2 separate regions of the Mus musculus genome follow, and region 1 is linked to region 2. A link is a contact called in ENCODE Hi-C data. All regions are on one chromosome and are shown on one strand. Each heading gives the region's core, a stretch centred on a gene start or an enhancer-like site at or near the end of the contact. The rest is flanking DNA. Distances are from core to core; before and after follow the strand shown.

The links. Hi-C counts contacts between places; a loop is a spot of excess contacts on that map.
Region 1: a loop to region 2 is called in a map of regulatory T cell, with 45 times the contacts of the local background. The contact joins the enhancer-like site here to the promoter of Plekhg1 in region 2. A Hi-C loop is called at or near these places in 5 of 37 maps with a recorded cell type or tissue (T-helper 1 cell, T-helper 17 cell, T-helper 2 cell and 1 more).

Annotation. Positions count from the first base shown.
Region 1 is chr10:40,327,076-40,329,775 of GRCm38, reverse strand. No RefSeq gene overlaps it. Among named protein-coding and RNA genes, the nearest start is that of Cdk19, 21 kb to the left of the region's middle. Within about 2 kb of position 1,420, at least 1 of the 3 ENCODE cell types and tissues checked has a DNase peak (open chromatin) inside an H3K27ac peak, as active enhancers do.
Region 2 is chr10:3,739,127-3,741,826 of GRCm38, reverse strand. Plekhg1 (pleckstrin homology domain containing, family G (with RhoGef domain) member 1) reads right to left here and starts at 1,450. Exons shown (of 17, transcript NM_001159942.1): 1 at 1,287-1,450. The region is part of intron 1 of Gm30164 (a long non-coding RNA gene); the gene reads left to right.

The DNA of each region.
Region 1 (2,700 bases), core at 171-2,670, about 37 Mb before region 2:
CCCTTGTCAGTCAGCAGTTTTGACACTGAAGCCAGACCCTCCACCAAAGGAAAGTTTATGCTCACTGAAGGCACAAGTAACAATGAGCACATTTTAGTTATAAGATTCTTTGTTATTGTTGTTATTGTTGTTTGAGACTGGGGAATTAGACCCCAAATTTCACACTAAGCTAAGCATATGTGCTCCCACTGAACAACTCCTGGAGTCCTAGTAAAGTTTTTTAAATTAAGGGGTAACTTAGTTAGCATTTCTATTGCTATGATGAAAGACTACAAAAATGCTAGTTGCAGAGGAAAGGGGTTTTTCACACTTCAGCAGTATTCTTCATTCACTGAAGAGGTCAGGACAGGAACTCAAACAGGGAAGGAACTGGAGGCAGGAGTTGATGCAGAGGCCATGGAGGGGTGTTGCTTACTGACTTGCTTCAACTGGTTTGCTCAGCCTTTCTTATAGAACCTAGGACTACCAGTCCAGGGATGACACCAACCAAAATGGGCAGGACCCTCCCCCATCAATCAGTAATTAAGAAAATGCCTTACACCCAGATCTTCTAGAGACAATTAAAAAAAATTCTTTATTTTATGAGCATTGGTGTTTTGTCTGCTTGTATGTCTGTGTGAGGGATTCAGATCCTGGAGCTACAGACAGATATCAGTCACCATGTGGGTGCTGGGAATTGAACTTGGGTCCTCTGAAAGAGCAACCAGTGCTGTTAACCATTGAGCCATCTCCCCAGCGCCTGAGGCATTTTTTAATTGAAGTTCCCTCCTCTCAGATAGTGTCAAGCTGACGTGAGACCAGCCAGCACACATGGTGACTATAACTTCACCAGAACCTCTTGCAGAACCAGGACTAAGTGGGACCACACCACAAGTATGGCTGCAAAGGATCTCTTGCTCCATCTTCCTTCGGTTCCTTTCTCAAAGCCTTGAAGACAGAATGGGACACTCACTGGCTTAGCTGATCTCCCTAGTGTGGTCACATCCGTCTGCTCTCTGACTTTACCACTGCTTACACATCTTATGTTGGGTTAAGTGATAGATTCTAGCCTCTGAAAACTTCTGAAGTCAGGACTTTGCCCAAAACCTCCAATAATAACAAGTTGGCTTTTGAACAAGTTTGTCTTTGGTGTGTGTGTGTATGTGTGTGTGTGTGTGTTTTCATTTGTTTGCTTGCTTGCTTGCTTGTCTTTAGAAACAGAGTCTTATGTGAATTTATTACGTAGCTCAAGACCTTACACTCAGGATCCTCCTGTCCCAGTCCTAACTGCTGGCAACACAGGCATGCCTACCTTTGTGCCTTGTAAATGAGATCTGATTGGACGATGGGGCATGGGCGTGGTCAGTGATCAGGGTTGCAGGGTAAGGACCTGTAAGGGAGTTCAGAGGACAAGCACGACTCTGTGTGTATACTAAGAAACTGGTCTGGCAACCATGTAAGCAAACCCTTGCCCGGGCCTCAGTTTGGGCCCAGGGTCCAGCTACAGTGACTCATCAGAAAGAGGCTGGTTTATTTAGAGTCAGCACTGGCTGGACAGTGGGAAACCAGCCTGCCGTTCATCTGCAGAACCCAGGCCAAGGCATGAGGACAAACATTATCTCTCTGGCTTCAGTGTCTGGACAGGAACTGCCAGTTCCCAGTAATAACTGAACGCTCTCACTAAGTTATGATAAGATAAAAAGCACACACATCGCAGTAAAGCTTAAGAGAAAGTTGTTAAGGTTAGAGGCTGTGCTTTGGGAAACTGCTTCAGCACTGCACGGCGAATGTTCACAGGCAGGAGCAAAAACTGAATTTGAAGATTGTAAAGAGAGAGCTCAGTGGTTAGAGTGCTTCAGATTCTCCCAGGTTGCTACGTCCACTCCAGTGAAGTTTGCTTGGCAGGCGGAGAGGCCTGGGAGCACTCATGAGGCAAAGAGTTTCACAGAAACTCACCTCCTGGAACTTTGATGTTCTCATAACCTGTATACTCATACCCTATCCCCAAGCTAGTCTAGTGTATGGATGCACGTGCTCTCTTTCAGTATTATTTTATTATAAGTGCCTTTTAAGATTGAATTCTGACATAGCTAAGCCTTCGCCAGTGTTCCAACGTCCCAGAAAATCCTTAAAGCTGACAAACTTGGAATTCAATAGGAATTCAGTGAGGTTACCTATTCAGTAACATTCAAATTTACTTCTAGTAGAGACTGTGAAACTAATTAGGCATTACAAAGAACAGAGCCAGAATAGCTCAGGGCTGGTCTGCAGAGTGTTTACTTGAGATAATATCCAGTCTTACCCAGACCAGGGACTTCACAATGGCCTAGTGAACAAACAGGTGGGTTCACCATATGTAAATAGTCATCTTATAATAAAATATATTAAAGGGACTGAAATGGACCTCATTAGTACAGCACCTGCCTAGTAAAGGTAGTAAAAGATCGCTGTAAAATTAGTCAATGAATAGAGGGATTTATGATATACAAAAAGTAAATTCAGATTGGATACACAGTCTCATTTGGGAGAAGTAACTACTGTTAACTCTTAAGTGTGGATCATCCAATTTTTTTCAAAATGTATGTCTTGGAGCTGCTATTGCTGGGATGGAATGCCATGACCAAAGCAACTTGGGGAGGAGAGGGTAATTCAGCTTATACTTCAGCATCAGTGAAAAAGTCAGGAAAGGAACTCAAACAGGGCAGGAACCTGGATGAAGAA
Region 2 (2,700 bases), core at 201-2,700:
ACTGAAAGGGGTAAAACCAATTAAAACTATGTGGTTCATATACACTGCTTTAACAGTGAGGAAGTACAAGCTACCAGGATTGCTTTTCCTCACGTCCCACACAGTGTAAGGCTAAAGTTGAGAGGTTTTAGATCTCTGACACGATAGACTTGGATACACTTTAAAAACAAAACAAAACAAAAAAAAAAAACAAAAAAAACATCAGTTTAACAACAACAACAAAAACCAAAACTCATCTATTCTTTGAAAGTATGCGAACTCCAGAAACTGAGAATTCAAACAGGCTGACCACAGGTTTTAACGCAATCTAAGCCTGGAATTCAATTAAACGTTAAATCTGACCCAGACTTAAGGCATCCTACTGGTTTTGTATCCAATGTGTATTCAGTTTGTATCCAGAGTGCCCCTAATCCCCAAAACAACCCTCCCGAGGTGACTGGGTTTCCTGAGAAGATAAAATCGCTGTCAAAATAGGTGCAGTAAGCTCTGGCCACCTGAAGGTGGTACAAAGAGAGCGCCAAGAGCCGCCAGAGCTTAATGAAATTCCAGGGTTGCACACACAGTCAGCTTTACACATACCAACTTCATACAACACATCCAAGCAATCAGCTACATCATTGTTTCTCAGGAACATTGTGAAACTGAGGAAGCCAACCACCCTCTCCTCACTGGGCGTCCTGGACTGTAGAGCTCTGAGACTCCATGGGGGACACAAAGAGGGGGTCTGCTCTAGCAGTCACCCCGGGGCCTGCTGCCCGCCCCCCAACAACCTTTTCCTCTGGCCAACAGTCCACACAGTCGTAGCCAGCTAGGTATTACCGTGTGTCCGGGTGACGGATGGGGCACAGCTTCTAGACTCCCGGGTCACTCCTATAAAGCGCTGACTTGCTGATTTGGGGGCGCCCACGCGAGTTTCTGCCCCACGCAGGACTGCTCCTAGCTGGAGCACACAGCACTCCCCGCCATCGCGCCCGCACCGCTGTTGGGGTGTTGTCCAGACTGTCCTATTTGGGGATAGTTCCGCTTGACTTGGGGGCGCGGGTGGCACACGGCGCGCTTGAGCAAACTTCGCGGAGCTGCAAACTGCAACCCGGGTGGCTGCAGCAAGGGGCGGGAGCGCCGGGCTAGCAGGTCCTGCCTGAGTCGACCCCATCAGTCGACTGCCAACGACCCCATCAGTCCCCTCCCAGGAGCAGCGCTCAGAGACACCCCCCGCCCCGCCCCCCCCCCCCCCCCCCCCCCCCCCCCCCGCCCAGGGCCAGGCACTGCGATCCCGCTCTTCCCACCTGCAGATTCGGGGCGCGTGGCCGAGGTCCCCGGCTTCCCTTGTCTGGTCCCTGGAATAGTCTCGGCGGAGCTTACGGGAGAGGGGCGGCTCCCGAGCGCTGGCTCCGCGGTGCGCTGCGCTCCAGCGCCGGCTCCGGCGGCCCCGAGCCCTGCAGCTCGCCTGGCTCCACTTCCTCTTTCCCACTCTGCTCCCGGCGTGTCCCGCCCCGCCCCGCTCCTCGGTCCGCTGCAGCGGGTTGCGGTCCCCGCCCGCCTCCACGGGGCCCTGCGGGAGGAAAGAGGCAGAGAGGAGGAGGCAGCTCAGAAAGAGATTAAGCTTGCTCTCTGGAGCTTTGCCAAAGACAGCAGTCAAATTACAGCCTCTGGGGGGAAAGTTTTTGTCTCTTTTCTTTTTTCTTTTCTTTTCTTTTCTTTTCTTTTCTTTTCTTTTCTTTTCTTTTCTCTTCTCTTCTCTTCTCTTCTCTTCTCTTCTCTTCTCTTCTTTTTTCTCTTCTCTTCTCTTCTCTTCTCTTCTCTTCTCTTCTCTTTCCTTTTCTTCTCTTTTCTCCTTTTCTTCTCTTTCCGTTTTCCTTTCCCTCTTTTTCTTTTTGTTTTTCTTTTCTCTCTTCTCTCTTCTTTAAAAAAAAAAAAAAACTCCCTGCTACTGTGTTAACAGCCACATCGCTTTCTTTTTTCTTCTCTTCTCTGGGCTGTTGGGGTACAGCTAAGCCTTGGACATGGCCACTTCCCAGAGTGTTCTGAAATCGGATCCAACACCGTTTCTTTGCATCCAAACTCGAATTTCACACTGTAGCTTATGATGTCACAACACTAGGAAATGGGAGAAGGGTGCTTACTGGGTTCAGGCATCAGCACCCCCACCACCCCAGTGAACATACTGGATGACCTTTGATTAGAGAAAGCAAAAGTGGAAAAGGAGGCAGAGACCTTTGCGACAGCCAGATGTTTAAAGGCACCCATAAGGTAGGACAATAAAAAATAGGACCTCTATCACAGGTGCCTTTTTGGTGACATTCTTGGTAGCACTTGGCACCTTTCAAACAGGTGTGTCAGATATGCCTGTGTTTCACCAGGCGTAGTAAGACACAGCCACGCACTCTGCTTGATTCTAAGAACTTCATCTCCCTGTAGTACACCACATATTATAAAGTTTTATGGTACTGGGTGAGAGGGTTTTTTGTTTTTTGCTTGTTTTGCTTTTTTAATAAACAAACAATTCACCTTTCAATGTGTCCACATTCTGAGTAGCATAATGAACTCTGGCCGTCCTGCCTGCTTCCCCCTGGTATGCAAGTCATTCTTTTGTCCAACATATAGTTACTACTGCTGTGATGAAACACCATAACTAAAAGCCAAGAGGGCAGGGAAACCCTTGGCTTTCACGTCCACATCACTATTCAACATTGGAGGAAG